Regions from separate parts of the Homo sapiens genome. Here region 2 is linked to region 1. Evidence: chromatin loops called from intact Hi-C (ENCODE). Cell type or tissue: breast epithelium. All regions are shown on one strand. Links, peaks and the distances in the headings refer to the core of each region. The heading gives the core; the rest is flanking DNA. Region 1 has its middle 110 kb from the start of SCOC-AS1. Region 2 holds the start of LOC124900781 (a long non-coding RNA gene).

Evidence for each region. Hi-C counts contacts between places; a loop is a spot of excess contacts. Peaks named below come from ENCODE experiments on the same cell type or tissue, not always from the same donor. Only the 100,000 strongest peaks of a DNase experiment are listed, where the experiment ranks them.
Region 2: a loop joins it to region 1, with 2.9 times the contacts of the local background. A loop is called at or near these places in 2 of 110 quality-filtered maps.

The regions. Positions count from the first base shown.
Region 1 is chr4:140,262,349-140,266,740 of GRCh38, reverse strand. It overlaps a transcript of SCOC not described here. Among named protein-coding and RNA genes, the nearest start is that of SCOC-AS1, 110 kb to the left of the region's middle. In breast epithelium, for the core only: no CTCF peak of the experiment used is centred there; no DNase peak of the experiment used is centred there.
Region 2 is chr4:139,762,773-139,767,164 of GRCh38, reverse strand. All of the region lies in intron 2 of MAML3 (mastermind like transcriptional coactivator 3), which reads left to right. LOC124900781 (a long non-coding RNA gene) reads right to left here and starts at 4,109. Exons shown (of 2, transcript XR_007058276.1): 1 at 2,382-4,109. In breast epithelium, for the core only: no CTCF peak of the experiment used is centred there; no DNase peak of the experiment used is centred there; H3K4me3 peaks cover 1,585 bases; H3K27ac peaks cover 1,861 bases.

The DNA of each region.
Region 1 (4,392 bases), core at 148-4,147:
TAATTATAGATTAAATTTTGAAAGACTTAATGGCTCTTTATTTTGTCTTGATTTTGTCAGTCTAGACTCTAACACCTTTACCACTAATATATTCTAATATATTAATAGAAGGAAACTGAACTCAGGCCCCATCCCCATGTTAGAGACTGATTGTGCCCTCTCAAATTTAATGTTGAGGTTCTTCCTAATCCCCAATGTGATGGCATTAGGAAATGGAGCCTTTGGGAGATAATTAGGTAATGAAGGTGTAGCACCTCACTCTCTGGGGTGCCCTTATAAAACGAAGACTCCTGAGAGCTCTTAGCCCTCTTTTTAGTTACCAACACAGAAAAGGGCCTTCACCAGAACCTGACCATACTAGCACCCTGATCTGCTACTTCCAGCCTCCAGGTCTGTAAGAAATAAATTTCTGTTGTTTATAAGCCACCAAGTCTATGATATTTTTGTTACAGCAGCCCAAGCTGACTCACACCCCCAAGAAAGCTGTCTCTACTTGCCATCTTCCCCATGGCTATCAGGCAACACAATCATCTTCTAGGTATGACATTATTACCCACAAAGTTTTTCTGCAACTTCTCCGTTTCCATCTTTGGCCATGTCAGGGAGTAAATAGACGCTCTCCCTCCCTAAACAACAGGACTTAACAGCAATCAAATCAAAGATTGGGCCTCAGAATTAATTGTACCAGGCCTACCCAGCAGAGAGCAGGAGCCCTTGAGACCATGGTTCAGCTGGGGAGACAGCCCTGGACAGAGCAGAGGGCACCTCTGCCAAAGTAGGTCCTCCAGCCCTGGCTGCCTTAGTCTTTCCACCAATCCCTGGAAAAGAGGCTTTTCTGGTGTGATCTAGCTCCCACAGCGGGAGAGAGAAGAGTTCACATGCACAAAAGATGGTCTCCTCTTGAAGTTAAGTGTGCTACAGAGATGGGACAGATGGCCACATCTTAATCAGAAACTAGACTTCAAGATTATTGAGGGTAGTGTTAAATCAAGTTTAACCTAAAGCTAAAGGTTGCTCTGTACATCGTGAACTATAGCCTACATGGAAGTAAACAAACTGTAGTCTACTCTTGTGCCAATCACCAAATTTTGATCAATCAAATGTGGCCAGATGTTTAAACCATGTTCAAATAAGGCAAATGCTGAGCTATAACCAATCCAGCTGTTTCTGGACCTCACTTCCATTTTCTGTAAGTCAGTTTCCCTTTTCTGTCCATAAGTCTTCCACCACGTGGCTGCGCTGAAGTCTCAGAGCCTATTGTGGCTCAGGAGGCTGCCCGATTTGCAAATTGTTCATTGTTCAATAAAACTCTTCTAATTTTAGTGCCACTGAAGTTTTTCTTTTAACAGAAGATACATGCAATATACCGAAATGCTCTGACCACCACATAAGCATTTAAATACCCGGCTAAAAGAGAACAGGCAAACTGAGAGCAAGTGAAATACCCTTTCTTTGGGTTCTGATTTCCTTGACTCAGGGACCGACTTTTGGGAACTACAACCATTATGATTATGCTGAGCTTAGCTCCAAAAACCTATCACAGCTAAACCTCCTTTTTAAAACAACTGTTTTATAATGGCCTTTTAATATCCTCAATAAAATTAATATGCATAACTCATCCTCATACATTTCAAGAAGAAATCAACACAATGCCCTAACTGATATAAAAGAGACACAACATTATTTATAATAAAATCATGTGCATTTCAATATATATATATTCACGCCCAGGCATAGCTACGCTAGAAGTCACAATCAAGTCATGAGGCCTCATGATGCGTAGAGGCCTTAGAAACATAATAGTTACAAATGCAGCTCCGACAGGTCATTGTTTTTGTCATCAGTGAGGTGACTTTCTGAAATGGGGAACCACTCCTGACAGCACTCTAAACGAAGCAGAGCATAATCTTCTTGATTGGTATGATCATTCAAAATTCAGTGTATGTGAAAACAATGCAAAAAGAACTCATGAAATTTTTTAAAACTGAGTTAGATTCTAAGTTCCAATAATATTAGGTTTTTCACCTATCGGGATGTGTACATCCCAGATGAGAACACTCAAAAGTCATGTGGGATACAGGATGAATTGTTTTGGTTGGCCTCCACCCACTAAATGATAGTAGTATCCCTATCCTTGTAACCACCAAAAGAAGTCCCTGCCAATGTCCAAAATGACCTCAAGGGCATCGAAACCATTCTCTCAAGTGTTTCTCAGCTAGTCTTTTTGAATGTATTCTAACTGCTAGGAACTTAAGAGTGCTAGGAACTAAGATCTTTATACGTATGAAGGTCTAGGTACAATTATTATTTCCCTGTCACACATAAGGAAACCAAGGCACAAAGAGGTAAAGTAACTTCCTAAGGTCACAGAACAAGGTTGCAAGTTGGGGTGGGAGGCAAAAGTAAGCAGTCCAGAACCCACATTAACCACCACTTCCTTCCAGTCATGGTGGCAGGCACCTATAATTCCAGCAACTCAGGAGGCTGAGAAGGGATGATCACTGGAGCTGGAAGTTCAAGACCAGCCGGAGCAACATGGTGAGACCCCCATCTCTAAAAAACATGTTTTTAAAATTAGCTGGGCGTGGTGGTGCATGCCTATAGCCCCAGCTACTCAGGAGGCTGAGGCAGGAGATTTGCCTGAGCCCAGGAGTTCAAGGCTGAAGTGAACAGTGATTGTACCACTGCACTCCAGCCTAGGCAACAGCAAGCGACCCTGTCTCTTAAAAAACAAAACAATTACCACTCCCTTGCTTTATTTGCCTCTTCATTTGTGAGACTTTTCAACCTGTTTCCTACTGATAGGTCTAGGTTCTGACAAGATGAAAAAGACCTCCAGACAATCCCAGAAGACTCTATTGACTTATTCTGTCCTGTTTCTCTTTCTAAGCATGAAAATCCAGCAACACGGTTTCCACAGGCTCCTGAAAGTGTCCTCGGAGCTCGGTTCTTAGCTCACCTCTGTGACCCTTCCTGAGTTTGCTTTTCACCCATGGGTTGCTGACCTATTTCACCCATTCGGGGTGATATGATAACTAAGCCAAGTAAAAGGGGCATAATTTACTGCCTGCCCCTGCTTTTCCAATTATCCCATTTGAGCCTCGCTAATCTTTTCCTCACCTCTCTCACCTCTCCTCACCTCACCGAGTTCTTCCATTTGCTCTGTCAGACCACTGGGTATAGTGATGATAACCTGCTTTCACTCCCGGTGTCATCTCAAACAAAGGCCTGCTTCACCAAATGGGGTGTTTCAGCAGCGAGCAGCTCACCTCTCACCCACAGCTGCTCTGCACGTGGCTCAGGGAGAGTCTCTGAGCACAGATGTGGAATGCAGAGTCCCCGGCCTCATGCTCACCCTTCTTTTAGCTGTACATCAGCAAATTCTAGTTGGCTTACCTGTGCAAGTTGGTTGGAGTCTCTGTAACACTGATGGTCCTAAATTGCTCTGTGGAAGACAAGGTCTCATGCTTCTCACAGGAACATCATTGCCAAGCAAGTAAACATAAGTCACAAGGTCTTTGAAAATTTGCTAGGTACTCTGGCCATGAGCTCCACTAGACTTCCCTCCAAGGATGACATCCAGCTGTATGAGATAGTTTAAAGAGATGCAAATGCACCCAAACAGGATTATGCACAGGATTTTAATTTGCCTGTGCCTAAACAGTTACTCTAAGAAAATTTTCAAATCAACACTTTGGTGTTATTCTCTGATATGGTTTGACTCTGTGTCCCCACCCAAATCTCATCTCGAGTTGTGATCCTCAGGGTTGGAGGGGGGGCCTGGCAGGAGGTGATTGGATCATGGGGTGGTTTCTAATGGCTTAGCACTATCTACCTGGGGCTGTTTCCTGATAGAAGTCTCAAAAGATCTGGTTGTTTGAAATTCTGAAGCACCTCCCCCTTCACTCTCTCTCTCTCTCTCTCTCCTGCTGCCATGTAAGAGGTTCTTGCTTCCCCTTCGCCCCTCCGCCATAATTGTAAGTTTCCTGAGGCCTCCCCAGCCAAGCCTCCTGTACAGCATGTGGAACTGTGTGTCAATTAAACCTCTTTTCTTTATAAATTAGCCAGTCTCAGGTAGTTCTTTATAGCAGTGTGAGAACCGACTAATACGTTCTCTCATAGCTATTTCTTCCCCCACCTCGCTTTCCTCTGCTCCTATTCAAGGAGCCACTATCATTGAGCCCAACACTCTATAGCAGAAACAGGAGAAGATATAGAAAGACAAGCAAAGAGAGAAAGCACAGCACAAAAGGACTGTAGGGCAGTGTTTTGGAGATTATAGTTTTAATCCAATGTGCCAAAGATAGGAGGTCTTCAACATGGAGTCCTTCAAAGCCCTGAGAGCAAGCCCGGCCTTATAAAGAACACATTTCACCTCAAGCAAGTCACAAT
Region 2 (4,392 bases), core at 89-4,088, 500 kb after region 1:
GTTAGAATTAATTACCTGTACCCGCTGGAAAGTTGTTGTGGTGCTCATGTTTTATTTTGTCTGTTTCCTTGGGAGGCAAAGGAATATAAGTTGGGTTACAGAGTAATCACATTGACATAATAATAAAGTGGACAATAATAGTCACGTGTATACTTGTTATGTGTAGATAAGGTATTTTTGTGAGGTGGGAAGGAACACATACTGTTACCCCCAGTTTTTCATGTGTGGGTACCAAAATACAGAGGGCAACTAGCTCAGCCTCGCACTTAACGTCTCATGACATTCACTGGCCCCCATGGCCGTGCCTGCAGAGCTGGTCTGCAGGGAGATGGCGCAGTGGCAAACCTTGGTCTTTTCTCAGTTTTGCTCTTCATGTGCCGAGTGCCCAGATGCCAGAACCTTTACCTTCCCTTGACTTAATTTACCTCTTTATCAAATAGAGGGGATAATTTCTAAATCATGGTAGAAGGAAATGGCGGACTTGGAGTTGTCGGGAGAAGAAGGAGAAGATCTGAGCCGTTGTCCATTCTATTGCTGTACTCCAGAGAAAGCAGCTGGGTGTGGCCGGTTACCATAGGTGCCAAGCCCTATTCTGTCATGGTTTCTGGTTGTTTATTGAAGGAACCAGAAATTGTTGGCAGTTCCCCTCATTGACACTACCTTGGCATCTAGAGCTTTAAAAAAATCACTCGTGACTGGGCACGGTGGCTCACGTCTGTAATCCCAGCACTTTGGGAGGCCAAGGTGGGTGGATCACCTGAGGTCTGTAGTTTGAGACCAGCCTGGCCAACATGGTGAAACCCCGTCTCTACTAAAAATATGAAAATTAGCTGGGCATGGTGGTGGGCGCCTGTAATCCCAGCTGCTCAGGAGGCTGAGGCAGGAGAATCGCTTGAACCCAGGAGGCGGAGGCTGCAGTAAGCCGAGATCATGCCACTGCACTCCAGCCTGGGTGACAGAGTGAGACTCCATCCCCCACCCCCACCCCCCAAAAAGAAAGACCATGAAGGGAGTTAACTGAGTAGTGCCTTACGAAACAACCAGTGAGACTCACTTTGTGGGAGGAGAAACAGGGAAAAGGGGGAACTAAGAAGAAATACACAACACCTTGCCCAATGTTCAGCACATAGGTGCTCGATAGACACTTCATTCTTTTTATTTATTTATTTATTTATTTTGAGAGAGGGTCTCACTGTATTGCCCAGGCTGGAATGCAGTGGTATGATCATAGCTCACTGAAGCCATGATCTCCTGGGCTCAAGCAATCCTCCCACTTCAGCCACCTAGTACCTGGGACTACAGGCACGCACCACCACACTTGGCTTATTTATTTTTTTTATTTTTAGTGCAGACAAAATCTTGCTATGTTGCCCAGGATGGTCTCGAACTCCTGGAGCGATCCTCCTGCCTCAGCCTCCCGAAGTGCTGAGATTACCGGCATGAGCCACCACACCTGGCCAATACTTCATTCTTCATTGGTGGAAAAGATTGTAGACTTCTAAGCATTTTCCAAATAAAAAAGCTATGATTTGATTTCCAACTTTTAAACATTGCATGTCCTTTGCCATTTACTACATTCTCCAAAAAAACCTTGAAATGAAGAAGGCCACCCTTAAAATACTTCAGAGGCTGAAAATATGATTATTACATTGGAATCCTTTAGCCTATGTGATATTTCTTTAACTTTGCACTTTCAGGCCCAGTAAAGCCAAAATCAGGGTAACCAATGTCATTTTACAAAATGTTAAAACCCTAATTGCAGTTCCTTTTTTAAATTATTTTAAAGATTACTTAACAACATTAGACAGTGCAAAAAAAGAAGCAAGGAAAGCATTCTTAATTCTACCATCCTAAAACAGCAAGTAATTTCATTTTTAATATTCCCTTCCAGTTTTAGACAATGTGCATACATATTTTTGTCCATGTGCCCCACAGTGACCATCATGGTGAACTTATCATTTTTTACCAGATATAACATGTAAGGCAGATGAGAAGGAGATGAGAACCAAAGAAAATAAATAATAATCCCTTCAGTCAGTGGCAGCCCAAACGGCAGCTGTTAGTGGGGCTGCCTAAGATAAGGTAGGCATCTCTCTCCTCCCAGCTAGGAGTACTGACCAGCCTGGGGGACTGGTCCCAGGGTAGGCACTGGTGATAACTTCATAACCATTCACACTGAGGCTGGGCTCACCTCTGTCTCAGCCCCTGCTTCCCCGTGAACCCAGGCCCAGCCCTGCATTGGGAGCTGCCCAGAGTAGGTGCAGTCACTGAAGCAGGAGTGTGGCCGCGATGCCGGCAGTGAGCCATGCCAAGCTCATTGAAAGCAAGCGGACTTCCTGTGGCCCCTGCTGCTCTCAGTGGGATGTGGACAGTGCTTGTACCTGTGGAAGATGGCACCATCCCACAAAAGAGAACACACTCAATGTCTGTGCACAGCACTCCCTTATCACCGGGAGATGTTGCTGTTCTTTCCCCGCGTTTCCAGTAGAATGCCCAATAACAACAGCAACCACATCCTCCATCAGGTTTCAGGCTTTTGGGAGTCACAAAGTGCTCTCGCATGCATTAGCTCACTAGATCTGCACAGCAACTTCAGGAGGCCACCAGGGTAATCTCTATTAGCCCCACATCAGGCAAAAGGGCAAGTGAGACTTGGAAAGATGAGACAATGTCCTCGGTCACAGAATGAAAGTTCAGTGGCTCTTGGACCTAATGGCCATTCGGGAAAAGGTCGTAGCCTCCTCTGCCCGGCAACATGCAGGGGCACAGACGTCCCCTTGTCCATGCTGTTTAGCAAGCAGCCTTGCCAGGCATGTGCACAGGAGTAAGTAGGGACCTTTCCAGCCGGGCATTGGTGAGCAGGGCGTGGAGTTGCTGATAAGGGAGTCTAGCAAAAGGATGTTTAAAAATAAATGAGTCTTGCCCATGATGGAAAAGGTTTGCTCGTCAGCAGGATTGCTTGTCAGCAGGACTACAGATCCAGGTATGCAGTGTCTTTTTGCTGCTACCATTTCTGTCTCGTGTTATTAAAAAATAATATATTGATTACTGCTACTTCAGTTTGCTCAGCTTAAGAAAGCTATTTATTTTTGAAAAGTGGCAAAATGAGGAAATGACTTTCACTTGGCATAGCTTCTGACACACTTTTTGGAATCTCAGAGCCTACCCTCTACCCCTTCACCCATTTCTTGTGGGTTGAGAAAAGGAGCATACCAGTTCAGTATTATTTTAGCAACAGAAGCACTTCCACTTTGGCTATTTTTAGCATGTCAGGTGCCCTCTGCCTGCCATGAACTTGGTATATTCAAGTGTTTAATTCAGCGGCCTCTCTCATTTGAAAGGGAGACTGTTCCAGCACTCTGCCCACCATAGCTCCACTTTTACAGCTGCTCGTAAATTTCTGAACATGCAGAGATATCTTTAGCTGTGACTCCAGATATTTCCTGTTGAGCTGCAAGATGCAATCCTGCAAGCACACTGAGGCTAAATATACCCTCTCAGTCCAGGATTCAGCCAAATAAACAGGGGCAGCATCAACATGATTTTTTTAATCCAATGCTGAACAGGATTTTTTAGTTAGATTAATTAAGCAATTCTGTTTATTTTGGCAATTGAAGTCATTTCGGCTCCCCCTGAACCTTTAACACCTAAGCATCATTTTCTCTCCTGATTGAAGAACTGACCAGAAGCCCTGGTGCAGGGAACTCACATGTTTGAATACCGTGTGCCTCTTTAGCTCCGTACTTCTCGTTGCTTAAACAGATGGCCCCCTCAGCAGCCGACTCCGAGCAGCTGCCTTGTTCATTCTCACAGAATCCAGACTCCTCTTCAGCTTTGCCTAGGGCCTTAGTCATTCAAGGGAGAATAAACTCTAGGATTCCCTATCAGGAATGTATCCTTTGGGGACTTGACAAAGGAAAAGAATGTTAAAATCTTTCCAGGTGTAATCCTGTGGCAGGAGGAATCTCCTCTGTAGAGTTAAGTTCTTGTCCACAAGGATGCAGATCTTTCAATCAGACCCTAAAAAGTTAGATTGTCATCCCTGGATAAGTCCCTGGGTTCCTGGAGAAAGTTCTATTCCTCCTGAATCTTTAGGACAAGCAGTATCCACCAAATACCACTGGTCAGTTTCCCTTTAACCAAGATCAGCCAGTTGCAGGCCTTCATAGACCAGGAAGACACTGTGCCAAGAGAAGCCAGAGGAAACAATGTCAGGAAGCCTAACTTTGGCACATAGACACGAAATATGCACACGCACCCCCTCTCCAGCCCTCCTCAGGAAAGAAAGGGGGGCTTTCTTTCCTCCATGGGCTGTGCCTGGCCACACCCCACCAGATTAAAGCCCCGTCAGATGGTTGTTAGGGTCAACGAGGTCTACAGAGAACAGTTTAT